Linked DNA regions of Homo sapiens: regions 2, 3 and 4 are each linked to region 1. The links are chromatin loops, found by intact Hi-C in ENCODE. Cell type or tissue: A673. All regions are shown on one strand.

What was found. Hi-C counts contacts between places; a loop is a spot of excess contacts. Peaks named below come from ENCODE experiments on the same cell type or tissue, not always from the same donor. Only the 100,000 strongest peaks of a DNase experiment are listed, where the experiment ranks them.
Region 2: a loop joins it to region 1, with 5 times the contacts of the local background. A loop is called at or near these places in 106 of 110 quality-filtered maps.
Region 3: it touches region 1 in a loop (7-fold over the local background); 16 of 110 quality-filtered maps call a loop at or near these places.
Region 4: a loop joins it to region 1, with 2.4 times the contacts of the local background. A loop is called at or near these places in 6 of 110 quality-filtered maps.

What each region holds. Positions count from the first base shown.
Region 1 is chr2:16,605,236-16,613,235 of GRCh38, reverse strand. All of the region lies in intron 2 of CYRIA (CYFIP related Rac1 interactor A), which reads left to right. Among named protein-coding and RNA genes, the nearest start is that of CYRIA, 57 kb to the left of the region's middle. RefSeq lists a silencer at 3,776-4,195 and enhancers at 3,756-4,255, 4,256-4,757. In A673, CTCF peaks have their summits at 3,996 (motif pointing right) and 4,509; DNase peaks (open chromatin) are centred at 4,025 and 4,465; H3K27ac peaks cover 3,713 bases.
Region 2 is chr2:16,752,797-16,760,796 of GRCh38, reverse strand. No RefSeq gene overlaps it. Among named protein-coding and RNA genes, the nearest start is that of CYRIA, 91 kb to the right of the region's middle. In A673, a CTCF peak has its summit at 3,421 (motif pointing right); a DNase peak (open chromatin) is centred at 3,436; H3K27ac peaks cover 2,129 bases.
Region 3 is chr2:16,521,796-16,529,795 of GRCh38, reverse strand. No RefSeq gene overlaps it. Among named protein-coding and RNA genes, the nearest start is that of CYRIA, 140 kb to the left of the region's middle. In A673, a CTCF peak has its summit at 4,331 (motif pointing left); DNase peaks (open chromatin) are centred at 4,315 and 7,285; H3K4me3 peaks cover 493 bases; H3K27ac peaks cover 469 bases.
Region 4 is chr2:16,896,169-16,904,168 of GRCh38, reverse strand. No RefSeq gene overlaps it. Among named protein-coding and RNA genes, the nearest start is that of LINC01866, 67 kb to the left of the region's middle. In A673, CTCF peaks have their summits at 3,362 and 3,562 (motif pointing right); a DNase peak (open chromatin) is centred at 3,598.

The DNA.
Region 1 (8,000 bases):
ATGCACTCCTGAAAATGCATGGAAGTCTCCCAGCCTTCAGCATTCTTCGAAATTCCTTCAGCTGGAATTTTGACTTAAAGGAGTGTACTAGTTCATTCTCACGCTGCTAGAAAGACATACCCAAGACTGGGTAATTTACAAAGGAAAGAGGTTTAATTGACTCACAGTTCCACATGGCTGTGGAGGCCTCACAGTCAAGGAGGAAGACGAATGAGGAGCAAAGTCACATCTTACACGGTAGCAGGCAAGAAAGCTTGTGCGGGGGAACTCCCATTTATAAAACCATCAGATCTCATGAGACACATTCACTACCATGAGAACAGTATGGGGGGGAAGTGCCACCATGATTCAATTACCTCCCACCAGGTCCCTCCCACGACATGTCGGGATTATGGGACCTACAATTCCAGATGAGATTTTGGGTGGGGACAGAGTCAGACCATATCAAGAAGTTCCATAAAATGAGCATCCACCTCCGCTTGGTGGGGAGACATTGCTATTTTGCAGCATCTATCCTTGAAGTTGGACTTCTCACGCAGCTCAGCCTCCTGCAGCTGATTGGCTGCTTCAGAGGCCAGAGCAGAGATGGTTCTGCAGGCTTGTCATCATGAAAGTAAGTCTCTGGCCATCACATCCTAGCAGTGGGTGGCAGGCTCTTCTCAAATCCTGCTGTCTTTTTTAGAAGTTAATTTGTGCATCATTGAGGACATATTTCACTTTTCTTGTTGACTCAAATTATCTTTCTTTTAACTTTCAAGCATAGCATGAGATCTTTAGCTATATCTTTATTAAAATGAGTGTCACCATGGTGGAACCATTTTTATTCCTCCCCTCCCTTCATCCCACCCTCTTTTTTCCTCCTTTTCTCTTTCTTCCTTATTTCCTTCCTTCCTTCCTTCTTCCTATCCTCTCACCCTTTTCCCCCCTCCCATCCACATGCCCTCCTTTCCTTCCCTCTTTCTTTCTAAGTAGTTGCCTGGAAGGACCTCAGGCTGGAAGAACTTGGATTCTGATTGTGGCCTTCACACTATCATTCTTCACTCATTCTTTCATGCATTCAGCCACACACATTCCCTGGGTGGCTTGCTGTGGATTCAATCACAAGTAAGTTCCAGTTCCCATCCAGGGGGTCTTCACCTCCTAGGAGGAGAGACAGGCAGGTAAGCAGGAGTGACCAGGAATGTGGAAATGTGGTGGGAGAGAGGACACAGGGGGCTGTGGCACAAGGTGCAGAGGGCAAGGAGTCCCCCCTGCAGGACTGGGACAGGCATCGTGGCCTGGCAGGAAACTACTTTCAGAGCAGGCTTAAGAGCCACCCAGGAAATCTGGTCCCACTACTTCAACATAACCAGAAGACTGGGAGCTGGCAATGGCTTGGCTTTCACAGATCTTAAAGCCAACCCTGTGACAGCTGCCACTCCAGAGACCCCTCATGTCCAACCTCCACCACCACCCCCCCACCTCCGCCCCTCCGCCCAGTACGTGTGATCTCAGCAGATCCCAAAGTGAAGGACGTTGGGCTCCTTTCTTCACACCTCACAGGCGTCTTGGCAGTGGGATGTTCACTGGGAGTTTCTCCCTCTCCTCCACCTCGAGCTACAGCCCCTTTCTGCAGGAAACCCTCCCAGACTATTCTAGTCCAGATGAGGCACCTCCTCTTTTAGACTCCTTTCCCCAAACACTTTGCCTTTACCCAGATCACAGTCCTCACTAGAGTCTTCCTCCCCATTATAGTTGTCTTTGAATGCAGATTCTCATCCTTACTGGTCCTTACTGCAAGAGCCATGTTTTATTTAGCCCTATTCTCTAAAAAGAGCAATGCTCATGTATTTATTTCTTTGACTGGTTACCAGATTTATTTATTTATTTTTTGAGATGGCGTCTCTCTCTGTCACCAGGCTGGAGTGCAGTGGTGCAATCTCGGCTCACTGCAACCTCCACCTCCTGGGTTCAGGCAATTCTCCTGCCTCAGCCTCCCAAGTAGCTGGGACTACAGGCACATGCCACCACACCCAGCTATTTTTTTTTTTTTGTATTTTTAGTAGAGACAGGGTTTCACCATGTTGTGAAGGATGGTCTTGATCTCTTAACCTTGTGATCTGCCCGCCTCAGCCTCCCAAAGTGCTGGGATTACAGGCGTGAGCCACGGCCCCCGGCCTAGTCACCAGATTTCAATGCTGTATTAAGAACTGTGCTAGATACAGGGGATGGATTGATGATTAACACCTGTCCTCAAGAAGTTCAACAGATAGGTGTAAATATTACATTTTTGATAGAAATATATGCAAGATATACAGGATATATATATATATATATATATATATATATATATATATATGTTGGGACTAAAAGAAGTCAATCCTATTTTTGAGGCAAGTGCCAAGGATGATGAGGGGTGATGGATAGAGGGAGGATCAGCAGAATTGAATAAAATGGGAAGTGAAATGTGGGTAGTTAGGTAACTAAGCAGAGCCTATACAGTTTTGCCAACTCTACAGAAATTTTGGTTATGCTTGTAATTTCTAGGAACTTTACAGAAGTTTATCATGTGTTCCAACTACATGGGGCAGTACACATAGGCTGCCGAAGCCTTGGGATTTTTGAGTCTCAACTTTATCATCTGTACCTGAACAGGACTGGGCCACTGGGCTGGATCAGGGACACTTCTCCCTGTTCCAGCATTCTAGGATTTTATACAATGAGAATGTCAACAATTCACAAAAATGTATTCAGGCAACCTAATGCCAAACCATGTGCTAATAAGTTAATTAGAAATGAGACACAATTTGCTATGAGTTTCCACAGCCCTCTTGCCCTGACCAGAGGCCACAGGCCATGTCTTAAGCCATTTTCTGTTTCCCAAAAACATCTAATAATAGTGCAGGAGTATTCGACAAAATAACATAGTGGCTTAGACTGTGAGTTTTCTGGTATGATGGGCTGTGTTTAAATTCCAGTTCTGCTGGTGATTAACTGAGTTACCCTAGGCAAGTTACTCACTTGCTTCAGTGTTCTCGTTTCTAAAAGGGAGATGGTAGTAGCACAGAATCTTGAGTTTGCTTTTGGCATTAAAGATGACACTATATGTATTTAGCACAATGCCTAGCACAGAATATATGCACAGTCTGTGGAAGTTATTATTATTATTCATCTTACTAAGTAAGCAGTAAGTACTCAATTGCATTTTTTGTTGGCTGTAAATCAGTACATATTGGCAATATGCTCTGTCTGCCAAAATCCCTGAGTACCATCTTGGGTTACCTCAGTAGAGGTTTAGTGTCCAGATGGAAGCGAGATGCAGTCCTTCTGGGCAGACCACACTCAGAGGCCTGGAAACCGTTCTGGATACTACACAGTAGTAGATTCTCTGACCAGTAAGAGTGTGTGAATAAAATATCAGGTTGATCTGAGAACCTCTTTTCCCCTGTAATATGGAGGAAGAAGCATACGTTTTGTTTTAGGAGGAGAAGTGACAGGGGAGTCATGGAAGATGTCCTTATTTATTCCACATATATGTATGGCATTCCTTCTATGTGTCAGGCCCTATTCTAGGAGTTGAGGGCACATAAATAAATGATGATATATACTTAAAAGAAAAGCAGAGTTACTGGGGAGTGGGAGTAAAATAGTATTTTGGACAAAACTGTTAGGTTGAACTCCACTGAAAAATAAATCCCGAATGAATATACAAAGAAAATCTATGCAGATTGTGGAAAAACATTCCAGGCAGAAGGACTAGCAAGTGCAAGGGTCCCGTGGTAGAAACATGTGGTCTCCAGCTAGAAGCTGAGGTCTGAGGAGGGGTGAGATGACATGCCCAGGGTCTTCTGGCTAATCCATGTTACAATTGAGATGTTGATATTTAATGTCAGACTTTTCAGACAAAAAAGCTCATGCCTATTGTACTGTACTCTTTAGACAAGGGAGGGAGAGAAGAGCCTGGGGCCCCAGGGGTCCCCCTTGTGTGCTTTATCCCCGGTATCCCTGGCCCGCAGTTCCAGAGATGACCAGCAGAGGGTACCATGCACCGGGTTTCCGCAGCCACTGCCTGAAGCCATGTTGAATGAGCAAATGTCTGCAGCCGCCTCTGTGAGATCTAAATGTCTCCTTGGCAGGAAATCCGCGAGGAGCACGGCGGGGTTGTGCAAACAGCCTTACAATGTCCGCTTGTGTGTGTGCACTCGCCTTCGCCTGCATCGCCCACAATGCTCTGTGTTTTTTTTTGGATAATGGGGCTCTGTGGACCCATGTGCCTTGTCATGCAAAGGGAGTGACCTGCGTTTGTCATAAATGGGCTCTTGTATGATTAATAGCCATGTGAATGATCCCATCGCAGCAGCAGTTCAGGACCCAGCTTCACCTCTTCACTGACGTGGTGGTCTGAGTCGGCTTTCTTCTCCAGCTCCAAAGCAACAGTGCAGGATTTATTGCTAAAAGGGCAATGACTTGTTTGCGCTGTGGTTGCAATTTTTGAAATGCAAGGCAGGGGGCGCAGATACTTATTTGTTAGGACCTACTGCATGCCAGATGCTACACTAAGAACTTCTACCTGCATTATCTTACTTACTTAGTAACAATACTAAAAAGGGAATATTTTGATTTGCATTTTACTAACAAGGGAAACTCAGATTCAAAAGAGTCCAATGACTCTCCCAACGTCTCCAAAGCTCATGCTGTTTCCATGAAATGATTCCCTTTCCTTTTTAGAGTAGCTTAGTCCGTGGTCCACACTACAAAACGCCGTCCTCATTCCACTTGGCCATCTATAAACTGAAATTTGCGATCTTAAAATAGATGAGGGATTCCCTCGTTTCTGGGCTTCCGTGTATTTATTTTACCTCCTGAAAGTGTATCAGTCTGCATGTGTGCATTTTTCTGAGAAAGCCAGTTTTCATTAGATTTTCAAAGTAGTCTCTGGTCCTAAAACAAAAGGGCTAATCACCCAAAAGTGTTTATATTTGGGGAAATGCTTATTTTTCTCAGACCCGTTTCTCTCACCAATGACTGTTTTCTCTGCTCAGTCTGTGTGGGTGATGTCTTTGTTGTTGTTGCTGGGTAGTGACTACTTATCCAGTCCTTCCCATCCATCTCAGTGGCCATAAATGAATAATGCGATGTGTGGGACCCTGCTTGGTGGTTGGGCGGGGAGGAGTGAGGAGGAGTGGTTGAAATGGCTAAAACACTGACAGCCAGTCAGAGATAGCCCCTGCAAGAATCCACAACAGCAAAGGTGCTTACTTATGCCTGGGGTTTGGGGAGGAGGTTACTGGGAGAAACGATAGGCCGTCTTTAGGCGTTCAAGGCAAAAGGAACAGTATGAGCAAGAAAACAGAGGCAAGGACCGGGCACTCTGGCTCACACCTGTAATCCCAGCACTTTGGGAGGCCTAGGCAGGTGGATTACTTGAGGCCAAGAGTGCAAGACCAGCCTGACCAAGATGGTGAAACCCTGTCTCTACTAAAAATACGAAAATTAGCCAGGTGTGGTGGCACACACCTGTAATCCCACCTGCTTGGGAGGCTAAGGCAGGAGAATCGCTTGAACCCGGGAACCTGGGAGGCAGAGGTTGCAGTGAGCCAAGATAGTGCCATTGCACTCCAGCCTAGATGACAGAGCAGACTCCATCTAAAAAAAAGAAAAAAGGCAGAAGCAAGGAGGCAGGAGCCCTTCCACTGTCATATTCTGGTGTGGCTTATGTACAGAGTGATCAGAGTAGCTTCAGCAGAGGGGCGGAATCTTGAAAGAGAGCTCTAAGCCAGGCTTATAGCCTTGCATACCAAGTAAAAAATTTACCCAGCTTTATTTGACAGCCAGCTTAGCAGGCGTTTATGCTAACCATGGCTAACTTCGTCGACTCAGCTAACTCTGTATTCTATTTGCTCCCTGGATTCTGTCTCAGGAAGTAGCACCCCCCACCCGCCCCTCCCTGCCTGACAGGCCCACCTCCCACCACTCTGCAGACTCTCACCTCATCCACCTTTCCTGTCCCAGCCTTAGGTTGACCGTCTGCACAGCTTGCTCGGGTACCAAGCCAGGGCTTTTATTTTAACATGTTAGTTTTGTTTGCAATGATGAGTACGTTGAAACAAGGGCAATTGCTCCTTTCAGAAGCTGGAAACAAAGGCAGAGCCGCACCTGTCTCTGAGATTTCAAGTGAAGTTTCAACACTTTGGACATTCTTGATGCTTGAGATTTCACGGAGCATGCTAATCTCTCTTGGCCTCATATTCTTCAGGTTTTTTGTATGTGATGGCTTTTATTGGATTTTTTTTTGTTTCGGTACCAACATAATTTTTTATATCCCCCTGCACTTCCCAAAATAAATTTGACCTGGGAGCAAATTTCCTTTGCTCCTTTGCTTTGACATGTCACATCCAAAGCCTCCTTTGGTACCCAGATGAGCTCCAGTTTAAGAAAACTCAACATCTGAAAACCTTCTTAGATGTCGAGTCATCCCAAGGTCCTGGGGCCATCGAATTCTGCAGGGCCTTTTGCTTCCCAGAAGGACCATTTTCATCAGGACTCGCCTCCTGGTCCCTTGACCTGATAGGTTGTATTTTACCACCTGCCAGAGAACTATGGAGGCAGATAAACTTCAAGAACAAATGTGTGACACAGTTGCCTGTGGAATGAAAGCTGGGCAGGGAAAAGGAGAAGGCCTCTTTTTCATTTTGTTTTTTTTTTTTTTTAGTTATATTGTAAGACAACAGGAATGGAAGAGATTTAATTCCCCAGAATTAGTTGTATATGTGACATTCCCTGTAACATGTTCAGAGACTGGTGAATGATCCCAGGGGTCTCAAGTATCCAATATAAGAGTGGGAGGAGGAGAGAGAGAGACTGGAGAGAGAGAAAGGAGGAGGACACCCAAGAGAAGGGCATCGGGAAGAGGAATGGATCTAAGGGAGACATGGAGAGAGTTTGGTGGGAGAGTGGATCAAGGGGTACAGCAGGTAGAGAAATCTCAGGTGGTGCCCAGGGCTCTGGTTATGACACTGGGAGGATAATAATGCTTTTTGTTGGGTGAGGGAAGAGGAGAAGATTTTGGAAAGAGTGGAAAGTGAGGTTTCTATGGCCTTCCCCGAATGGCTATGCTTGTGGGACATTCACTTGGATTGATGGGCCTGGAGCTGGGGACAGAAGTCTAATATAGAGCCAGAGGTTGAGAGTCATCTGCCTATGGGTGGAAATTGGAGTCAGAAGGGTCACACCAGGGAGAATGAGAAAAGGCTGAAGAAAGAACATGGAGACCAAGACTTAAAGGCCAGATGGACAAAGTAGAAACTTGAGGAGGAACTTCCAGAGAGGTGAGAGATGAGGAAGGAGATGGGTCCCAAGTATCTCAGCAAGGAGAAGTTGCTCAGCGGTGCCCATGACAAGCCTTCACCTACAGCTCTGCTCTCAGAGGGTTAGAGGGTCTTGGCTGTTGTTTATTTAAATACTTGAGAATGAATTCTGAAGAAAGGAGGTTTGTAATCCAAAAAACTGACAGCCTGTTTAAGCGAATTCACTATCAGAACAGCCCAAATTTGAGATAACTTCTAGGTGTTCCCTTTTACTTTCTAGACTGGAGTTGAAACCAACCAAGAGAGGAAGAGCAACTTGCCCAACATGACACTAAGTGAATGGTGTCTCCAAGATGAGTGCTTGGGTCTCTGGGGCCCCTTGCCCTGCATGGGGTACCTTTCCATTTGAAATTAGGCAGAACGGGCCTGGGTAGGCTGAGAGTGTCCACCTGCCTAGGTAAGAAGCAGGTGTCTCAAGCAGTTTCCTCATAAGCATGTTCTTGATTTCCCAAGAGAAAGGGGACAGATTCACTAGTGACTTCCCAGCGGTGGCCTGGGCCGGAGCTGAGCCCAGTTTGATTGCTTCCATGTCACTAGCATTTGAAAGTGGGGGACACATTGACTTTCATTCCCTAAAAAAGAATCTAATTTTGCCCTCATTTCTTGGGTACTTTTTGCTGCTGTACTATTGATGTTTATGGAAAAATTAGCTAT
Region 2 (8,000 bases), 150 kb before region 1:
CAGCCTTGTGCTGGATTTTGAAGGGAAAGACACCAACCCAAATAATGAAAAATCAGAAGCAACATGGGCAAGGACAGCTGAAGGCAGACGCTTTACTTCTGGAATTTCAAGGTCACTTTGTTGTGACAGCAGTCAACTCTTCCAGCGAACTAGATTGTGCTTTATCATAACAACCTTGTAAAGTACTGTACTTCTCCTTTGCTTTGCTTGGTTTTACATGTGGGTTCTGTTTTTACATAAAACCAAATGTGGAACTTTATTTCAAGAATTCTTTTGTCACTAGCCCTGGTGTAATGTTCTTTTCTTTCTTAGTAAGATTTCAAATCACGTTTTTGTTTGTTGTTTGTTTTGTTTGTTTGTTTGTTTGTCTTTTTGAGACAAAGTCTCGCTGTGTCACCCAGGCTGGAGTGCAGTTGCGTGATCTGGGCTCATAGCAATCTCTGCCTCCTGGTTTCAAGCGATTCTCCTGCCTCAGCCTCCACAGTAGCTGGGATTACAGGTGCGCGCCACCACGCCCTGCTAGTTTTTGTGTTTTTAGTAGAGACGGAGTTTCACTATGTTGGCCAGGCTGGTCTCGAACTCCTGACCTCGTGATCCGCCCACCTAGGCCTCCCAAAGTCCTGGGATTACAGGCATGAGCCACCACGCCCAGCCTTCAAATTACTTTTTAGAGCAATAATAGCAACAGTAACAATAACCGCTAACAAAATTATGGGCCAAGTGTTCTTCTAAGCAGTGCCAGTCACCAGGAGGCAGGTACCACTGTCACTCTCATCTTACAAAGAGGAATTGGGCAAAGAGAGTTGAAGAACTCATATAGGTCCCAGATCTATGAATGGAAGTCTGGGGATCAAAGCCAGTCCTCTAAGCTCCGGGTCCTGTGCTCTTCTTGACCACCAGGCCCTGCTACTTCCCAGCACAAGCCTGCCTATGTTTGTATCCTTGCAATTTTGAAAGAGGGCAAATTATAAATTCAAAAAGTATAAGCAAGTTCTAATTTAAACACGATAAGGGAAAGCTTGATAGACACAACTACAATGCAAATTTCAGTCTTCAATCTGTTTCTGAAAATATTTCTTTTTCAAATGCCACTTTCATTTTATTGCTGTTTATCCTCATCACATTCAAAATTTAAAGGCTAGCGTACCCAGGTCCTCTTCTGATCTGAGAGTAGCCACCAGAATCTGCTTGAACACCATTAATAGCTTCTGTGGGCTTAGCCCTTTGGAAGGTAATGGGGATCGTTACCTCCATTTTGGGGTCAGGGTCTGAGAAAGACATTGTAGTTCCATATTTATCGTGTTGTCACCTAGAGCTTAAAACTCACACCTTTGCACCCAAGAGCCTAGTCCCCTACCAGAAAGCTGGGCCTCATATGGACAAGGCAGATGGCTGATGGCAGGATTTCGGACACCAGTATGATCGTTTAGGGCAATACATTTGCTCTAAGGCCAGCTGTTACCCATGCATGGTGCTGTGGGGTTAAAATCAAATTAAAACAAACAAAACTAGAAAGAACAACCTTGGATGTTGAGTGAAACAGACCTATATTTGCATCCTGGATTTAATACTTAATACCTGGGTCACTTTGCAAACTACCCTTTCTGAGCTTGCCTATAAAATGAAGCTAAGAACAATCCCTGCCTCTTACATTTGTTGGCAGGCCAACTCTTTCTTCCAAGGCCAGAAACTGTATCCCGGAATAATCTTCCCTGTGTAGTCCCATATCCCCATTCAATGAGCAATGCACACCACAGCCAGAGGCCCTGACAGACTCTGGGACCAACCTTATTAATGGGAGGCCTGAGAAAACACCCAGAAATGATATCTATTATTTATAATTACATAGTGCCTGCCATTTTTATGAGATTTTTTTCATATATTATTTAACTGTAATAACGGTCCAATGCAGGAGATACTGTTAGCCCCATTTTTCGGATAAAGAAAGTGAAGCAAAGACACGCTGAATGAATAAGTTGTCCAAAGCCACACTGCTACGAAGTGGTAGAGCGAGTTTTTGCATCTCAACAGTCTGTTCTGGATCTTGACTTTGTACTGCTGTGTCTCTGAATATTGGACTTACTTTCCAGTGAAGTAAAAAGACATATAAACAGTTGATTCGAAAGCAAGGTGGTAGGCCCAGCGATGGAGGCATGAAGATGTTAACTCAAGGAGTCGGATGAAGGACACCTTCCTTAACTTGGTGGGTGAGAAAAGACTTTCTGCAGGAGCCGAGGGATTACATCAGGAGTTCCTAAGCATTAGTGCACATGCGAACCACTTAAGGTATACATAAGATCATGCCACTCTCCGCCTACGCCTACTGATGACCTCCCATTGCAAGCAGCATACAAACCCAACTAGTCCTTCCAGATCCAGCCTTCCCTGTCTTTTCTGATCCCATCATCTTCGACTTCTGTCTTGTCCGCTAGCCGGCTATCTCTCCAGCCTTCTCTGTGTCTTGGACCTGCCAACCTCATTCCAGTCTTGGGTCCTTTGCACTTACTGTTCTTCTTGTTTGGAGTGCTCTCCCCTCATAATAACCACCTTCTGCCTGTCCTCCACAGCTAAGCCCTCTTCAGACCAGCCTCCCGTTCCCTCTAGCTGACATAGCTCCGTTCCAAGCCATTCTTTATCACAGTGCCCTATTTATCATCTTCAAAGCCCTCGTTAGTACCTGAAATTATCCATCCATCATTTCTGCATCTATCTGTCTGTCTGTGTGTTTGTCACTTGTCTCTCCCCACTAGACTGTAAGCTGCTGGGGGCAAGGCTGTGTCTGTGCACACCATATCCCAGAGTCAACTTCGGTCCCTCTATCAGTATCGGGTAGATTGCCTGGGAGCTTCCGAAGGAGGATTTCCAACTGCTCAGGGAAAACTTCCTGGAGGAAGGAAGACTGGTGTCGGGACCAAGTGATATGAATTTAGGAAAGAGAAAGAAGATGTTTATGGCAGCGGGGGGTTGGCCTTCTTTTTCGTCTAAAGCAGCAATTCAAATTAAAAAATAAAATAAAATAAAGGACGGACATCACCGTGAGGTGCTCTGAAGTGCTAGAATGGAGGAGTATCAGACAAGGAGCCCAGAAACCTGTGTTATTGCCCCATCTCTTCAACTAATTTATTGAAAGACCTTAGGTAACCTCTGTCCCCTCTGGACTGCAGTTTGCCCATCTGAGAAATGAATGGTTGGGATTGTATTGGTCTCTAAACCACCCTTCAGCGCTCAGATTCCAGAAGGATACATTTTGACCATCCTTGTCCAATCACTGCCTCTAGCCAGGGACACACACTCAGCTCTGTCACCATGGAACAGATGTGTCAGCGGCAGCAGGAATTGTTTAATCTGAGCCTCCACCTGGTCCCTCCAGTATGCTCTAGGCTTCCTCGCCCTAGAATGTGGTTATTAACTCCGAGTGACCACCAGGTGGCGCCGTTCCCCAAGGCACTGTGCATCCTCCAGAAGGTCATTTGAATGCCCTTGGAGCTTGATGACACGCAAATAACCCAGACCGATGTTCAGTAAATATGTTGGGGTGCTAGCTCTCAGGGGATGAGAAGGCATTGCTACATAACCAGATGTAGAGAAAACTGAAACGTGGGAAAAGCTGAGAAGAGCAGCCTCCTCTCCGAGTTTATACAGCCAGACCTGAAGGGGTGGAAGGGGTCGGGACTGCATTTCTCCGTGGGTGCTCATTCCTGCCCTGTGGTCCCCACGTCCCCACCCGGGCCCCTTGACCCCACCGTCACCTCGTGAAGTTTCTTTCCACAGCTGTGAACTCGAGGCCACGAGGATTTTGCAATCTTCATTTTTGGAGAAAACACAAGGCAGTTGTTGCTCTGACCCAGGGGCTCTGGCCTGCGGGCCCTGCAGCTGTCTCTACAAGAGGCACATGCAGGCAGGGGCTGGAGAGAGGAATGAGCAGGGACCATCGCACTTGAGATTTGTTCTCGCTCTCTGACAAATTCAACAAATATCCACTTAACCCTTCATCTGTGCCAGGTGTCCTGTGCCTCAGGCAGAGCTGATGCCGCCTTCTGGAATTCTCTGACCAGCAGGTAGACAGGTCCATAAAAAGGGGTGACAGGGCTCTACAGGTGACAGGACAGTCTAAGGAGGGTCCACCGAGGCTGGAGTGGCTCAACCTAATTCCCACAGAGACTCGGGCCGGTCAGGAAGACTCATATAACAACTGACACGTGAGCCAAGCATTGCAGGAGGACACTAGGAGGATGAGGGCTCTATCCATGTAGGAGGGCAGTGGGAAAAAGGCATGGCCATGAGAGAGTCGGGGTTTGGAGGGCTGAACATGTATTGGGGTAGCTGGGACTTAGATTTTAAAAGAAGAGTTAGATACCACAGAGGCAGGGAGGAGCCGGGGAGGTAGGAAGCACATAGACCCGGTGTATGGAGTGGTCCGTAGCTCTGCATTATCCCAGAGCAATGATAGTTATCTGGTCATCATGGGGCTTTCAGCTGGAGAAGGAAGGGATCAAACAGCTTAGGAGAGTGGCATGGCTGCACCCTGATGCAGAGATGGGTTGGGAGGCTGCATGGGATCAGACCAGAGCCAGACTCACAGGTAGGAGCTTTGCCGGAAGTCGATGCAGCCTGACTTAGGGCCGTGGCCACAGGATAGAAAGGAGGCAGCAAATGAGGATCACCGCCTGGCAACAATATCAACAGAGGAAAAATAAGCCCCATTGGTGGTGACAATTATTTTTTTCGTAAATCCACAGGAGAGACATCCTCAAGATGTAATTTATGTGTAAATCAGTTTGTATTTTCACTGGCTAACAGTGGAGGATATTTGAAGATCTTGTCTTCCTATTTCTTTGTTCACTGATTTTTTTCTGTTGAAATTGTTTGAAAATCCCATGTTTAATATGACTCGGGATTGTCCCATCTTCAGCTGTTTGCATAGTGTCATTTCCTATTTCTCAGGAGTAGCTGGCTTCAACGAAGCATCCAAAACAAACAGATGAGATGAAGCCAGAATCAAAAGGCCGAAAAAAATGTGATTATGAAGCAGTGTGGGTCGTGGGACCAGTTTCCCTTCACAGTTGTTTTTACTTACTGTTTGCATCAATTCTCCAAGCGGTGTAGATCGCCCCCTCTCCCCACCCACACTCACTCTAACCAAAGACACAGCTCGGACTCAGGGAGACAAGCCAGCCGCTGGACACTTAAGAAGGGCTCCTTCCAAGTCCCATCACTCTGCATCTGCTGGATCCATCTGGGCCCTGAACTCTTTACAAGACCATTGCATAGGCCACAGCGGCTCCTCCAACTAGCAGAGTTCTCCCGGGAGAGAAGGCAGTTCCTATCTAAGAACAGGATTGCAATGCCCACCTCTCTCTGCAGCTCCATCACGTGTGGCCATGTCCACAGCTCAGGAAGGGACAAAGGGCTGAGCCTGGCCCTGAACACAGGGCTCTGTTCTTGGTAGGATGTAGGATCCCAGGGGTGTCTGTGGACAAAATGCTACTGAGAAAATTTCCCCAAAATGACATGACAGGAACAGGAGATTATATTCTTTGAAAGGCCTGATTAAGGAGCTAGTTTGAACCCTGTGAGGATCCCTGTGATGACCTGGAAGTGAAGACTATTGGCTGATAGTCCCAAAAATATTGCCAACCAGCGATGCAAATGACAACCAGTGACTTAAATTATCTTAGCCTCAGGACTTTTATTCCCACTCTCCACCACTATAAATGAAGGGGGTTAACAGGATGGTCTTGAAGTTCCTTCCAGCTACAGTAGGATTCTCTGATTCCATTGAGAGTATTTTTACCAGTAGGTTCAGTAAGGTTGTTGGGGTGAGGACAGAAGATTCAAACTAGAAAACAATCAGCCCCTGCCCTCAAAGCATCCACAGCCCAGGAGGGAAAGTGTGCAGACAGACAGCAGGTGCACCACAGAAGCGATGCCCTGCAGGCCCCACTTTGAAGGATGAGGGGGGACTCCAGGCAAGACACAGCAGTCAGAGGAAACAGTAGGTGCAATGACAGGGACATGGGGAAGAGTCTACTGTCTGAAAACTGTGGGATTCTTCACTCAGGGCATGAGGATGAAAGAGGAGGTGAGGTGGCAATCACACCTGAAATTTTAGGCAGAGTCAGGATCCTGGAGGACCTTCACTGTCATACTAACAAGTTTAGCACCAACACTCAGTCTTACCAGAAAGGAGCTCTGCCTCCATCTGCGTATGGCCTTCTCTCCTCTTGTTTGTAAGAACACTTGGCACTGGATTTAGGGCCCACCCTAATCCAGGATGATCTCATCTTGAGATCTTTAACATAATCACAATGGCAATGACCTTTTTTCTAAATAAAGTCTCATGTGCAGGTTCAGATGTACATCTTTTATGGGGAGCACCATTTGCAGTGGTTAATACTGAGTGTCAACTTGATTGGATTGAAGGACACAAAGTATTGGTCCTGGGTGTATCTGTGAGGGTGTTGCCAAAGGATATTAACATTTGAGTCAGTGGGCTGGGAAAGGCAGACCCACCCTTAATCTGGGTGGGCACAATCTAATCAACTGCCAGCATGGATGGAATACGAGAAGGCAGAAATATATGAAAAGAGAGACTGACCTAGCTTCCCAGCCTACATCTTTCTCTTGTGCTGGCTGTTTCCTGCCCTTGAACATCAGACTCCAAGTTCTTCAGTTTTGGAACTCATACTGGCTCTCCTTGCTCTTCAACCTGCAGATGATGGCCTTTTGTGGGACCTTGTGATCGTGTGAGTTAATACTTAATCAACTTATATATATATATTCCATTAGATTAGTCCTATCCCTCTAGAGAACCCTGACTAATACAGATTTTGTACCAGGAGTAGTTCTAGAGGAACAGAATATTAAGGATAGAGTTCTTTCATTGGTTTTGGGGTTTCTGGAGTTGGCTACTTAATATGATTAGATCCCAAAATGGTAAGGACTCTACTTCTAATAGTATGGAGAACACTGATAGTCCTTGGCTTGAACTGTTTAGAGAGTTATGCAAAATAAATGCATTTGACACTCCTGATTCATCGCTCATGAGAGACAAGGAGTTTAGTGACTCTGTACATAATACATTTGACCATATGTGGAGAACCAAGGAACAAAATGAAGCTGGTTGGTTGCTCCTAAGTTCAGCGGACAAAGTGATGAAAGAAAATGAGGAACTCAGGGATTCTGTCTCCCGGCTTCAGAAGCAAATACTGAGCCTCAAATCTGCAAAGATTGCTCTGACTGAGAGTCTTATCTCCTATAGAGAAAAAGCTGAAATTGTGGGAAAACAGACACAAGCTCTAATCATGTGAGTGGCTGACCTGCAACAAAAGGTGCATGTTCCACCTCCCCAGGTGTCTACTGTTAAAGTGAGGGCATTGACTGGAAAATAATAGGACCCTGAAAGTTGGAATGGGGATGTGTGGGAGGACCCTGATGAAGCTGGGGACACTGAGTTTGTAAACTCTGATGAACCCTTTTTGCCGGAAGGAACAGCTTCCCCATCCCCAGTAGTGGCAACATCCCCTCCCCTACCCATCAATCTTTCCACCTTTGTCTGAGGAGATAAAGCCTGTGCTGCCTGAGGCAACAGTGATGGCCTCCCCTGAGGCAGTTGCCAGGTAAGATAATGTTGACTCTCCTCAGGAGCCACCCCCACCACCCCTGTTTGCTTCTAGATCTATAGCTAGACTAAAGTCCTGGTAGGCCCTTTGAGGTGAGGTTGAGAGTGTGACCCATGAGGAAGTGCACTACACTTGAAAAGAATTGCTTGAGTTTTCTAATTTATATAAGTAGAAATCAGGAGAACAGACATGGGAATGGATATTAAGGGTGTGGGATAATGGTGGAAGGAATATAGAGTTGGATCAGGCTGAATTTATTAATTTGGGCCCATTAAGAAGGGACTCTGCATTTAATGTTACATCTCAGGGAGTTAAAAAAGGTTCTGATAGTTTATGTGCTTGATTAATTGAAATATGGATTAAAAGATGGCCCACTGT
Region 3 (8,000 bases), 83 kb after region 1:
GGCCATAGCCATGGATTGAAAGACAGAAGGTGATACAACAGGAGTCTATTCTGAAAAAGTCTGAGCCACCTGGCCATGCAACCTACTTGTACCTTCTAGACTTGTACAAGCTTTCTGTATGAAATACAGTTTGCTATTTGTTGTTAGATTGCTGTTGTGCAAGACCACCTTTATCGCTGATAAAGGTGATATGTCAGACAATACTTAGTTGAATATGGGAAGCTCAAGTCTCACAGTTGCCTAATAGTCATGGCTAGGTATTCAGATTCTACCAAGTAGAAAGAAACCCAGTAGCAAGCCAGAAGCTATTTCTCGAAAGAACAATAATTGCATGCAGAAGAAGGTAAAGATTTGTACTTGAATTGTAGAAGTTTTTGCTGTAATTCTTCCACAGATGCTTTCCAGATGCTCCATACAGTTCCCATATTTTTCAAGGCCATTTCAAATATCCATGGATCTGTTGAATCATAAAGAACAAGTGGTAGTGTAACTCTTACTGCAGACTGAACTTGCCAATGAATTTTCTACTGTTTTCTTACTCTCAAATGTGGTGGTCTTACAGGTGACTCTGACAATAGGTCAATATGGCACACTCAAATGTGATATGTGCTGCCTCCAAAATCCAAAATGCCCTTTTAAATTTTGCACCTCTTTTGTCATCCTAGGTAGTATGAGGTCCATCGACTTCTCTTTTTACCCTGGAGGGGATATTTCCTGATGCTTCATAACAGTTAAAGAAACTTTACTGAGTCTAAGATGGGGGGCCCATGAATTTTTATGGGGTTTGTCTCTATCCGCTAGTTTACATGTCTTACTAAGGCACTAAAAATACTTGTCAGTTTCCGCCCATAAGACCTAATCAATACAAAGTCATCAGTATAGGGGACATGTGTGATACTTCGTGGAATGTCAAATGACTCTGGACAGAATAATCAACATAGTGTAAAGGCAAGACTGTGATGGCATACTGTTAGCCATGCTAGATAAAAACCAATTTACTGTCATGGTCCTTGCAAATTGAGATGTAGATAAATGAATTATCCATATCAATAACGTTATACCAAGTGCCAAAAGCTGCATTGATTTGCTCTAATAATGATGCTACATTTGGGATAGCAGCTAAAATTGCAGTTAACATCTGATTAAGTTTACATGATCCAGTTATTCTCTAAGACCTATTTGATTTCAACAGAAGCCAAATTGTTGAGTTAAATGAATATGTAGTAGGTGACACCACTTTTCTTCTTTCAAGTCTTTAATGTTGTCATTAATCTTTGCAATTATGCAGTAGCGCTTCTAGTTTACTATCTTGGTAGCAAGAGAAGTTCCGGGGACTTCTACTTAGCCCTCTCTACCATTATCATCCTCATTCCTTGGGTTAGAGAGTCAATGTGAAGATTCTGCCAGTTGCCAAACATATCTATTCCAACTGTATATTCAAGAAAGGGAAATAACCACAGGGTGGATCCTGGACCAATTATGCCCACTAAGAGTTAGAGTTAAGCTAAGACCCTACCTATCACCTGTCCATCATAAGTGCCCTTTTTGACTGGTGGGACACAGTGTCTATTAGGGTCCCCAGGAATTAACATCAATTCAGAACAAACACCTAATAATTGCAAAATGTCTGAGTATTTCTACTTCACAAATGCACATTCACTCCTGTAAATGGCCACATTCCCTTTCAGAAATACTTGGAGGAATATTTATGGTATGTACTCGAAGAAATGGTTCAGAGTCTTTTCTCAAGGAGACCTGATCTCATTTCAATCCATAGTTTCTGGGGCTATGATTTGACTTAACTCTGGAAAGAGTCCTAGAATGCCCACTTTGGTGATGAAAGTCAAGTTTTCTCTCTCTCTCTCTTTTCAATCAGACATAATAGGATATTTCCTCTTACACATTTAGCAATAGTTCATGTCCTACTAGATCTTTGTCATATGAAAGATCTCTGTGGCCCAAATCAATCCAAGCCCTGATACTTCCCTGGTGCCCTTCATGATAGAGGCTCCCACTTTGTCCTTAGCAGGTAAGTGCAGTCATTTGGCCTCTTTTTCTACAACAGTCTTGCGTCTTCATTCAAATAAAGAAACACATCGTAATGGTGGCATCCCCTCTGTTCATGACTGATCTGTAAATGACAGGAACCACCATTTTTCAAGGATAAATGTGCTTCCCTTAGTAATGCATTTGTCAATGTCTTAGTGAAGGAATTATACTCCCAGCCTCCTCATGGAACATAGTTGGGAAATGGTGTGCAGGTTACACGTAATAAGTTCAGTCACAATATCTCCCCAACAATACAGGGAAACTATGTAATTTTATCCCCTTAAATGTAGCCCAGGAGTCAGCAAACTTTTTCTGAAGAGTCACATAGTAAATCTCTCAGGCTTAAAGGCCACGTGATCTCTGTCACAATTACTCAACTCTTGTTGCAGCATGAAAACAGCCATAGACAATACTCAAATGATGAAGTATCTCTGTGTCCATGTTTCAATAAAACTTTATTTATGAAATCAGGGAGCTGGCCCACAGACTGAAGTTTATCAACCCCTAATATAGGCCACTATTGAGACCAAGTTTCAGTCAACCAACCAAGTAAGCTTTTAAAGCCCCCTCTGGATGCATGAGCAAACATGTTATCTGGAATATCTAGTAATAAAAAACTTGACCCTGTCTATTCTTATATTCTATCCTCCTTAATCTAACACCCATAAAATCCACTTCTTTTCCCTCTGGTTTCTGCCAACATTTATTTGCACAATTTCAATCCTTTTTTGTGTAAGCTATTCCTACATGGACATAGAGAGATATGGCTCCAGCTATGAGTCTAATGGCAACAAAGTGTAGTTGTGGTGGGTTTTGAAGAGATTGATTACCCAGCAACACTGGGTAAGTTTATAATAAGGTTTATCAAGGAAAGGAAGGCTAGTCTACTAAGACACTCCAAGGCCAACTAATCTCAATGTCAAGGGAAACTCAGAGAAATTTGGAAGTTCAGTGTTACTGGTTTCATCGGGGTCCAACGAGAACGAGATGTTCTCATTTCAAGTTTTAGTATCCTAACCTTTCCCAATAAGTGTCCTTTTACATGAGAAACTTGTAAAGACTCTGAATCCAACTGTCATTATAATTCAGCAACTAGCACAACAAATTTTGTGTCAGATTTTAGCAATATCAGCCCTTTGGCTACAAGAAGTAAGAGCATATTTTAGGGCTACCTTGAAAGCTCCTTGATTCCCAATCTGTGACTTGAGCTGAGAGTCAAAGGACCAGAACTTGTCATTTTCTTTCTGTGGTTGCTTGAACTCATTTAGAAGAATCCATCCCACACCACAGTCTCTAGAGTCCTTGTGACTGCCACAGCAATCAAGTGCAGTAGCCACTAGAGCTCCCAAGGCATGTCCTCAGTGGGCATTTCATCACATTCAGCCACAGGTGACAGCTCTATCAATCATGATACCATTACATGCCATGGATTACCATCTCACTTCCTATTGCAAAAATAAAAAGCATAGCACTACACTCAAGGTTAAAAATAAAACAAACCAATCGCCAAATCCCATCTTTGTGTCTATCTTCTTAGACAACTACTAACAGCAATTCTGTATCAGTCAGGGTCCAGTCAGGAAATAGAAACCATAGAGTTATTCGAACAGAGAAAGTTTCACATAAGGGATTTTTAGCTATAACAGTTGCAGTTAACCTGTAAAGGAGTAAAAAATACTTGAAAGGATTCCTTAAGATTGATGGAGAACATTTAAAAAAGAAGCAAACATGGAAGGAAGGGTCTCTTCCCCAAGGTTGGACTCCCTTCATTGGGAAGGTGGGGTTTGCACTCTGCTGGATGGCCAGGAATTTCCCTAAGTCACCCCACGTTGGAGCTAGTCCACAGATACTGGACTGAGGCTGATGATCAGGGAACCATGGCTGAACACGGCAGAAAAAAAAAATACCCGCCTCAGATACAGGTAGGCTGACACAGGTGGCCAGAGACTCACAGAACGAACTGGAAAGCAAGAAATGCACCTCTGGGGTGCATGTGGGCCAAAGCTGGCAGGCAGTTAGTTACACACACTATGACTGGTAAGCTGGAAACCCGTCACAGTGCAGGCAAGGCTGGGGAGTTAGCCCTGAGTGCCCATAAGAATCACTGGGGATCTGCCACAGGGGTACCACTGAAGATTAATAGAATATGGTCCACAGGGATGCCACCAAAACTTGATGGGGCTGCGCACCAGTGGCTGTCCCCCAAATGCCACGCTCCAAGTGTATACCAGAATCCAGAATCCGGAAGAGAAGGCCCCCTCCTGACATGTTCCTGCAGCGCCCTCTACTGAAGGAGCTAAATATTGCACAAAGTGGCAAGGCGGACACGTTTACAGGGTCCCTCTCCATTATCACAGAGCAAGCAATGAAAGGTGGATGCGAAACTATAAAACAGTAAATTGCTATTTGCACAACAGCATTAATTATTATGATAGTAACGAACGTTCTACGTTTTGTCATATCGCCTGTACATTTTTTATTACCTTATTTAATTCCTCCAATTATTAACTTCATTTAAAGGATGGGGAAATTGAGGGTCAAAGGTGTTTACTAATTCAGAGTCCCACACCTGGTAAACACAGTTAGAGTTCAAATGAGATTTTTGGATGTAACATGAATTTTTCCTACTGAACTCGCTGCCTTTCATTGGGGGGACTAGAAGGAATAGAGAATACATTGATTTTCCGTAGACAAATATTAAACACCCACTTCAAGCCAGGCACCAAGTCAGGTATTGAGATGCAGAGTAGATGAAAGAGACGCGGTCTCTGCTCTCCTGGAGCTTACAGTCTAGGGCAGGATCAGCAAACTTTATCGTCAAATAGGCGGGCGGATCACCTGAGGTTAGGAGTTTGAGACAAGCCAGGAGTTTGAGACGTGGTGAAACTCCGTCTTTAACAAAAAATACAAAAATTAGCCAGGTGTGGTGGCATTCATCTGTAATCCCAGCTACTGGGGAGGCTGAACAGGAAAATCGCTTGAACTTGGGAGGCGGAGGCTGCAGTGAGCCGAGATTGCACCACTGCACTCCAGTCTGGGCAACAGAGTGAGACTCTGTTTAAAAAAAAAAAAAGATAAACATGAATATTAGTATTTTAGGGCTTATGAAGCAAAGAAGCAAAACTGAGGATATGACATAGATGCTTATATAGATATTTGAAATATAACTATTTAAGATGTAAAAACTATTCTTAACTAATGACAATTTGGTCTCGACTAAGCAGTTTATTGCACTAATAGTTTGTTGATTGCCGGTCTAGACGAAGAGATAGATAACGAAATAAATACATATGCTAGCGCAGAATGTAAGAAAGGCACAAACAAAAGGAAATAATTCTATGAGAGAAGTAATGAGTAATTAATTGTGACTAAGGAAGGACATTAGAACCAAGACCTGAAGAGTGAGTTGTTAGCTGGGCAAAGATGGGGAGTTCTGGGCAGAAGCAACAGTCCCAAGGGAGGCAAGAGCTTGGTGCATTCAAGAAGGAATCAGAACACAACATCAACAACAATCACACACACACACACACACACACACACACGCACAAACACACCCACAAAGCAGTGGAGCTGGAGTATGCAGCTAAAGGGAGAAGAATGTGGAGATAATGAGGAAGGTGGGGCGGTAACCCAGGGTCCGGTGTAGGGACCAGCCTGGAGGTAGCCATGCCTGGGAACAATCAAAAGTGGAGGGAAAGGAGGAAGACAGGAGGGGAGCAAGTGCAAGAGCAGAAGCCTGATTCAGCAGCGGGGACCTCACAACCTCCCAGTGGTGCGTGAAATGTCGTTACGTGTGTCAACCTTCAGAGGAGGGCCTGCCTCTTGTGCCCCCAACCCTCACCAGCAACATTCCTTTCAGGTCTGGACTTTGATGCATTCAAGGAGAATTCAAACCGTCTTTCTCTTTCATAGTTTAATCTGTTGCCCAGGCCAGAAAGAAAGCACAGGAAAGCAGCCAACGGCCTCCCTTGTAGAAGTCAGGGCAATTCACGGTCCTGGAGAAGGACCTGGAAACAGGAGTGAGATGAACAGGGTCTCTGCTCTGGCTCAGCCTGGATCTCACCTTTCACCTTTGCAACTGGGTTCTGATTTAATTGGTCACAGAGACAGAATCATGCCATGGTTAAGAGCACAGGCTCTAGAATCAAACACTTAGGTTCAAATCAAGCCTCTATTATCTTCCGACTCACAGTTTGCTCTTGTAAATTATATCCCTCATGAATGTCCCTCATCTTGAGAATGAAATCATTATTGTACCTAATCGGCAGGACTGCTGTGAGAAGCGTTTGGGTTGCGTGAAGGATTAGAACATTTGGAAAATAAGCGCTCAGTAAATATTTGCTAGAATAGCTGTTTCTTCACTCAGTTCTTCAATAATCACATAATACAGGCAGGAGAGCAATTATCCCATTTTAGGGATAATGTACTCAAGGCGCAACAAGATAATGGCCACTGTGTCACAGCTCATGGCAGAGCTAGTTCTCAAACTCCCATCTTCAACACTCTAAGGCTCAAGTCCTCCAACACTCAAGCCCCGGCAGTGTCCTTGGGCAAGTCACTGCAGCCGTGTGGGCCTTAGTTTACCCAACAGTAAGACAATGGGAGTGAGAATGGACATGATCTCTACATTCTCTTTCCATTCTAACCATCCAAACACCTACAATCCACTCTGGAGACATGATCATTTTCAAACTAATTCTGGTTGTGGTGATATGCTTTTCCTAGTTTGTCACAGGGACACTAAGAGACGAGGCCCAGCTCTCTAAGCACTAGCACTTTCCCAGGAAAGGTCTGTGTCAGCTGTCAGCCCCTGCTCTGTGTGCCATAAGTTCTCTTGTCATATAAAATTCTCCTTCTGACACTGTTTCCCTTTAGAAAGAAAGTAAATCATAACTTTTCACTTAAGCATTTCTGCTTCTAGTCAGACCTGCTTTAGCCTGAAGTTGAAAAAGAGTATGTTTGGTTGGATCACATTTCAACTCAGTCTAATAGATATTTGCTTAAGGGGGAAAGGGGTTGAAGAAAAAAGGGAAATGTCAAAACGGAATAATAAAATGGTCTATAAACAGAAGCAGGTTTTCTGTGATACGTTACCCCGATAAACCCGATAATGGTTCCCAAATGCACTGTCCTGGGCTGATGCCAGGCTGGGCAGTGGGGGGCTCTAGGTTATTTTTAATTTTACTGTAGCCAAACCATGACCTCATCCTGATGGAATTCTCTCCCACCAAAGAGCTGTATCGAGTTATTTGTCGGCCGAAATTCATTTGAATGTGGATTCATCGGAAACATGTGTGGCCACAGAAGCAGCCAAGAGGGAAATGTGGGGGAGGCAAGAGTGGGATTTTCAAGGAAACCCTTCCTTTTGTTTGAACGAAACATGCCAGTCCTTGCAGGGCCTCGGGCCTTTGATAATATGGGTTTTGGGCCTGCTGTTCTCTGTGACCGCTCTGTGCCCTCAGCAGCCCCAGATCAGATCCTTGCTCTCCCCCAGCACAGGAAATGCAGCTGTCCCCAGCACCCACCAGAGGCAGGCCCTGGGCAGCCACCCTGTAAAATGGATGAGAGCAGGAGCCTCAGCCAACACCCAACAAACTCACAGACAGTACAGGATACTGGCATAAATAATAACAGCAATTCCTACTCTATCAAGCACCTACCGTGTGTATGGTGGAACTGCTTTGCATACGTTAGCTCTGATCTTTACAACAAAGTAGGTGGTATGATCATTCTCCCTTTCACAGAATTAAAAACTGAGGCTTGAGATGTTAACTCAAGAGTACCTGGTTATTTAGTGGCTTAATCAAATTTCAAGGCCAAACCTGTTTTATATAAAACTTCTCCTCTAACCTCAATGCTTTTACAAACAGAAGTCTTAAAGGGATTTAAAGAAAAACAAGACACCTTTAGACTGGCAGGTCAAGGAAGGCTTCATACAGGAGTGGTATCTG
Region 4 (8,000 bases), 290 kb before region 1:
GGCCAAGTGGTGGCACTCAACCATAAAAGGCAAGGTGGGCATAGCTACTGAAATGGACAGCAGAGGCAAAGTGGCAATCAGAGTAGTCTGGCTCATGTAGAGCTCTGGCATTGGCTAACTAGTGACGGTGTTCCCAGAAGTGAAATTGGTAGGAAGCCTACTGCATTCCTACTTAATTTATATAAGCAGAAAACTTCTAGATCAAATGGACAAAAGAATAATTTGAATTATAAAAACAGAGAATCACAGCCCCTCAATCAATTTCCAGACTTAAGCAAGTTAAAAGCCCAGAACCCCTTGAATGAAGGGAAGACCAGGTCCCCTTGAGGAAGGACCCCACTACATTACTGACAATTTATGCAGTGTATCTTTCTCCCATCTTTCCCAAGGAGACCCTCCGGCCTTTTACCAGGGTTACTGTGCATTGGGAAAAGAGATATGATCAAACATTTCAGGGTCTACTGGACTCTGGCTCTGAGCTGATGCTGATTCCAGGGGACCCAAAACATCATTGTGGTCCTCCAGTTAAAGTAGGAGCTTATGGAGGTCAGGTAATTAATGGAGTTTTAGCTCAGGTCCAACTTACAGTGGGTCCCCAGACTTATCCTGTGGTCATTTTCCCAGTGCCAGAATGCATAATTGGCAGAGACATATTTAGCAACTGGCAGAACCACCACATTGGCCCTCTGACTGGTAGGGTGAGGGCAATTATGGTGGGAGAGGCCAAATGGAAGCCATTAGAACTGCCTCTACCTAGAAAAATAGTAAATCCCCTGCAGGGATTGAGGAGATTAGTGCCACCATCAAGGACTTGAAAGATGCAGGGGTGGTGATTCCCACCACATCCCCATTGAACTTTCCCATTTGGCCTCTGCAGAAGACAGATGGATCTTGGAAAACAACAGTGGATTATCGTAAGGTTAACCAAGTGGTGACTTCAGTTGCGGCTGCTATACTAAATGTGGTTTCATTGCTTGGCAAATTAACATATCTAGTACCGGGTATGTAGCTATTGACTTGGTAAATGCCTTTTTCTCCATTCCTGTCCATAAGGCCCACCAGAAGCAATTTGCCTTCAGCTGTCAAGGCCAGCAATATACCTTTACTTTCTAACCTCAGGGGTATATCAACTTTGTGGCTTTGTGTTATAATCTTATTAGGAGAGACCTTGATCGCTTTTTGCTTCTGCAAGATATCACACTGGTCGATTACATTGATGACATTATGCTGATTAGGTCCAGTGAGCAAGAAGTAGCAAACACACTGGACTTCTTGGTAAGATATTTGTGTGCAAGAGGATGGGAAATAAATATAACTAAAATTCAGGGACCTTCTCCTTCAGTAAAATTTCTATGGGTTGGGTGGTGTGGGGACTATTGAGGTAGTCCTTCTAAGATAAAGGATAAGTTTCTGCATCTGGCCCCTCCTATAACCAAGAAAGAGGTACAACACCCAGCGAGCATATTTGGATTTTGGAGGCAACACATTCCTTATTTGAATATATTACTCCAGCCCATTTATTGAGTGACCCAAAAGGCTGCCAGTTTTGAGTGGGGACCAGAACAGGATAAGGCTCTGCAATAGGTCCAGGCTGCTGTGCAAGCTGCTCTGCCACTTGGACTATAAGACCCAGCAGATTTAATGGTGCTTAAAGATTCACTGCATAAATTGTCAGTAATGTAGTGGGGTCCTTCCTCAAGGGGACCTGGTATTCCCTTCATTCAAAGGGTTCTGGGCTTTTAACTTGCTTAAGTCTGGAAATTGATTGAGGGGCTGTGATTCTCTGTTTTTATAATTCAGTGGCAGATAGTGATGCTGTTTGGGGCCTTTGGCAGGCCCCCGTAGGTGAATCATAGCAGAGGCCTGTAGGATTTTGGAACAAGTCCCTGCCATCTTCTGCAGATAACCGTTCTTCTTTTGAGAGACAGCTCTTGGCTTGTTACTGAGCTTTGGTGGCATCTGAATGTATTGAAATAGGAAGGGTTTCCTTGTCCCCTTCACAGAGCATGTGATGGGGGTATGACTTGCTTCTTTGGTGCCCCAATGCTCAAACATCTAGGGGAGCATACAGACAGGCAGGCTGTGGGGCTCCAACCCCATGGCAGTGTCTAAGGGTGAATGTTTACAGCTCCTGAAGCCCCAATAGGCCTGTGCAACAGCGTGCTCTTTTAGTTTACCTATAGGCTTCTAGTGTTAACCAGCTCCATTAGACCCTCTACCTTGTCACAAGGACAGAGTGCTTAGTGTATCATGGATTCTTACCTTGGTGTACTGGAAGAATTGGACCACACATGGGCTTGGAGAATGAGTGCAAAGTTTTATTGAGTGGAAGTAGCTCTCAGCCGATGGGGGAGTCAGAAAGGAGATGGTTTTCCCATGAAGTTGGGCTACTCAGCATTCCTGGCTCCCCTCCAACTGGCCCGGTCAAACTCCACCTCATCCTGCCAGTCAGTGGCCTGCTGGGGTCCCAGTGCCTATCAGTGTGCTCTTTTTCCAGCATGCTCCTCTCAACATCCTCTGGACGACCAGCCACTTATGTCTTCTTCCACTGATATACTCCTCTCAAAGTCTGGCTGCCTGTTTGTCTGCCCACTAGGGTCTCAGGTTTTTATAGGCCCAGGATGGGGGGCATGGTGGGCCCGGGTGGTCTTGGAAAATGCAACATTTGGGCGAGAAAGCAGGAGCACCTGTCCTCATCTACGTCAGTGGGGAGGGAACCATAACCAGGGACCACGCCCTCCTCTACCCAGCACCTCCCTTCCTCCTCTTCTGTATCATTTAATGGGACATGCTCTTCCCTTCCCAGCACTCCCATATCATTCTGCCCCTCTGAAGAGGTACATCTAACTGCCATCAGAATATGGAAGATGACCAGTATTAGCTGCTTTCTGCTGACAGGGGGCATTGTTTTGGGGGGAAAAACAGCAGTCAGATTCCTCCCAGAGGTCTCTCTAAGGGTTCCTAGCAAAGGGGAGCCATCAGCCAAGGCTCTGGTTGCCTGACCATTTGGAGTTTGGTGGTTTCTAGGCGTGAGAGGAAAAACAAGTTTTATAAGATTAAGTATGCATGGGTTAAACACGTGTGTTATACAAGGAAAGAATTTAGTGCCAAAGATTAGAGAGACAAGAAGTAAAATATACTAACAACATTGTACTCTGAGCCGTTTCACCCTGGTGATAGAAATTAAACCTTGTATGGGAGCAGATAAACTTTTAGAAAAGAGATAACTGTTCTTGCCGTATCTTTAGCAGTTAATAGGTGCACCCCGGGAATACCTGTATCTCCTCTCTCTTTCCTGGGCCTCCCTGTTTCTATTATTAAAAACCTAGATAGCCACTTTCTGCCTGCCTTTGCACTCACTCTCCAAGCCCACGTGTGATCCAATTCTTCCAGTACACCAAGGCAAGAATCCAGGATACAGAAAGCCCTCTGTCCTTGTGACAAGGTAGAGGGTCTAATGGAGCTGGTTAACACAAGCAGCCTATAGGTAAACTAAAAGTCTCCAAATTCTTCAGTTTTGGAATTCAGACTGGCTGTCCTTACTCCTCAGCCTGCAGGTGGCGTATTGTGGGACCTTATGATCTCAGCCTGCAGGTGGCGTATTGTGGGACCTTATGATCCTGTGAGTTAATACTCAAAAAACTTTCCTTTATATGTGGTGACTTGACTGGTATGTATGTATTCCATTAGTTCTGTCCCTCTAAAGAACTGTCACTAATACAGCCTGGCATTTTAAGATTGGAGAGTAACTAAAACCATTCATAGATACCTCAAATGAGACACCCACCTTTGTTTGCACACATGTTCCTCAAGCCAGAATCCACTCCTTTCCATTAGGGGGTGGAATTAACCGAACTGAAACAACCAGTCATCCAGGGCCCTCTTATCTTGAGAGATATTTTCTTCCTCATGACAAAATATACCTGAATAATACAGTTGGGCTGATGAGTTTAGTATTATGTTACTCACAAAGTCAAAGCCTCATAACTATCTCTAAACCAGGACTATTGCAGCAGGTTCCTGCCCAGGGCAGGTTCCACTTGGCTCCTAGTCATGAGGCTCTCCTTCTCAAGCTTTTTCCAGCCTCCAAACCATTTTCAAACCAAATAACTTATCGATGTCAGCCTCACAATTAAATAAATATACAACCTAACACCAAATGTATACTGTCTACTCTGTCCTTGACTTTGGTTACACACTTGGTGAGTGGGCTGTGACCTTATTCAAGACGCACTTTGTGCCAGGTCTGATGAGCAGCAACAATCTTGTTTTATTGGACCCACATGTTTTTCTGGATGACCTGCCTCATTTTAGTCTAGTTTATACTGCAGCCTGTGCTTTTCTTGCAAACCTGTTCCCAAGCCAGGGATTTAATCTCTAGAGTTAAAAATGCTAACTCAGAGCCTGGAGTGCTGCTGTCTACAGACAGATCAAGGTATGACCTTGTCACATACCCCAATTTCACTGCTAGAGAAATGGTTCTCTCATTTCTGCATGTGACCTCAGAATATGTCTACTTCCCTTGACAATCACCAGCATCATCTGGAGACATATTCCATCCAGATGAGGTAAGCAGTTACTGCCCCAAGCTGTACTGGACTGGCATCCCTCTAGCACCAATGGTCGGGGGCAATTTTAGGTACCAACCCCAGATCCTCCCTCTTTTCTCTCTCCTACTGCAATGAACTGGTTAATGATCCCTCAGATAAAACTCAGAGTAGATCTTTCTATCCCAATTTCTTAGGGTTTAAATGAGTTATATTACTATTTACTTCTACTTCAGTGTTATTTTTATTATTTCTATCAAACCAATAATAGGCTAATTTTTCAACCAAAGTTATGTCTACTTTAGTCACAACAGGTTTTGAAATAAGATTTACATTTTGAAAAATACATATAAAATCTACTTATTTTCACTTAAATACTTACATCTTTTTAGCCTAATAAGAGTGTCTAAGTCATTAGCCTAAACTTTGCTCTTAGTTATGATAGATCTTTAATGTGAAGAATTTTACATCCCAGAAAATTCATAAAAATTCATGTTGCAAGAGCAGAAGTGCTTTTATGCAATTGGGTTTCTTGACACAAAATGAGATCTTGATGTGAAATTTCTGCACCAGTGATTTTAAGACACTGAGGAGAGTATGAGAGTTTTGACATAAACAGAAAGGAAATTGATTTTTGTTCAAGAACGATGCAGCATGGTTATTAGGAATAAATTAAACTCCTAAGGAAGTGTGTTCCCAGCCTCCATCTGCTTATCCTTGTTAGGAGCAGAGTCAGAATCATGTAGAGGATTGGTGCAGGGGAAGCTGCAGGAGTATTCACTCACATTTCCTTCCCATCTTCTCCATGCCAGGCAATGAGACTTGCGGACATGGATTGCAGGGCTAGAAAGACCAGTCTCTGGCCCCAGAGGAGTAGACTCATTGCCTTCAGTTCAGGGATGGCCTGACCCACACTGCCTCTCTCATCTACCGCAGCTGCCATGCCCACTCTCTGGTGAAGTTTCTCCCCTCCCAAGTCTGGGAGTTATTATTCCTTATGGCAAGCACACCCTTAACTCTCATTGTGGTGACTTGACTGGTAATGATTGAAGAGAGAATAAACAAAATATTTTAAAAAATAATAATAAAAGAAAGAGAAAGGAAGGAAGGAAGGAAATGCACCTGTAATCCTAGCACTTTGGGAGGCTGATGGGGGAGGATTGCTTGAGCCCAGGAGTGCAAGACCAACCTGGGCAACAAAGCGAGACCCCCCACCCCTCAACCATTTCTACAAAAAAAAAAAAAAAAAAAAAAAACTAAAAATAATTTAAAAATAAAATAAACTGATGGAATATGCAGAGATTCAAGAATCCCTACCAAATTCTTATCACCATTGTTCTGGAATTTCTTGCTTAATATCTTCCTGATAGATTTCCTGTCCTTTTCTCCTGTTTCTGAGGATGTAGCTCAGAAATTGTCTAATTGTCTTCTTAGCACACAGGCCTAAAGTCGAGATGAAGCTTATGAATAAATCTCTGCTCCCTTGTTTCTTGTGTGCAAATTGCTTAGAAAATGGGGAGGAAGGCTGGGTGCAGTGGCTCATGCCTGCAATCACAGCACTTTGGGAGGCCGGAGCAGGCGGATCACCTGGCATCAGGAGTTCAATACCAGCCTGGCCAACATGGCAAAAACCCATCTCTGCTAAAAGAAAAAAAAAATACAAAAAGTAGCTGGGCATAGTGGCACACACCTGTAATCCCAGCTACTCAGGAGGCTGAGGCAGGAGAATTGCTTGAATCCAGGAAGCGGAGGTTGTGGTGAGCTGAGGTCATGCTACTGTACTCCAGCCTGGGCGACAGAACAAGACTCTGTCTCAAAAATAAATAAATAAAAAAGAAAAGAAAAAATAGGATGGAAGCTCTGGTCTTGAGGAAGCTTCCATTGGCCCATGCTCCAAAAACTCCTTGGAGCATTTTTAAAATTGGGCCTAAGAGAAGCAAATTGGTTATTTTAGTTCTTTAAGCAATGCCACTGCAAATGTTGACTAGTATTTAATTTAAATTATTAAGGTGAGTTGAAGCCATTACTAGGAAGGTTTTAGAATCTTACTCTTATTAGGAAAGTCTGTGGTTTTCAAAACAAGGGATCAGTCTTTCATTTTACTTGTTTAATTTGATATTAGTGGTTGGAGGGACTATATATGCGTACTTCGGCCAGTGTGTGTTTCACAGAGCAATTTGATCAGTCATTGCATTGCTCATATAATTTGTGGGACCCAGTGCAAAATGAAATTGCAGTCTCTTTTGAAAATGAAGGAAAGAAGTCCTTTAAAGACATTTAAATGTAAAGTATTTTCCTTTCTTCCACAGTCTCTTGACTTGCCACCGGACTTTATATTTGGTATTTAATGGCATTCTAGGTTAAAAAAATTTCAAAAAATAAATTCTTAGAGTGAATTTTACCTTTATCCTTATTTTATGCAATGCCAGTTTAAAATGCAAATATAGGAGCGCTTAACTCATATGTAGAATCACCAAAGTTACAGTTTGTATTTCACAGCTTGTACATACATATGTATTTTGTTCTTACTAGAACAGTGGAAATGCTGTGCAAAAGCAACTCAACAGTTTATATTTCACTTTGTGATACGCACACATTCTACCAACACTCTCTACCTTCAGATGAGTAAGAAAGGACTGAAAGAAAAAGGAACTGTGGAATGTGAAATCTTACCCTTTCCATCTTTATCACTGTCTTATACATAACAAATCTCCCTCGTAGTTCTCTGAGTCTCCCATGCATCCTGGGTCCCTGGAGTACTATATCCATGAGACACTGTGAACACTACATAGAAATGGCTGGCAAGGAACAGGGGATGTGCATATTGCTTGTAACTCCTCTGCTCACATGCGCACTCGGTTGACCACACAGGTCAAATGCCCATGAAGCCAGTCCTGTTGGCTATCTGCATCATGCTTCGCATCTATTATATCCTAGGCTTTGAAAATAATATAGCAACAAAGAATTAACACATGTAGAGTTTCATATTTATAGAATATTTTCACATTCATTTGATCATTTTTACTTCACATCTATCGATACAGAAGGCAAATATTTCTGTTCCCATTTTTGAAATAAGAAACTCATGGCCCGGGGAAATTGTGAGAAACAGGACCAAAAATTGAGCACATATTCTGACTTTAAAGCCCTTTCAGATGCCGTATCCACTTGAACATATATTTACTATACACATCCCAGTTTATTAGAAAATAAACTCCTAGAATGATGATAGAGACATGGGTGAAAAACACAACCAACTATTAATTTGTGAGATACAGAATGACTTATTTTAAAGATTCAAAGAAGGGACAATTTACAGTAGACTTTGATAATGCTGATGTTCCAAAACTTGTATTTATTGAATTACCTGTGCTTCCCCAATATTTTTTTAATTTCCGCAACTAAACTCTGTTACAAATCAAATTCCTGTGCAGGTGTGGGTTGGTTTCTTGA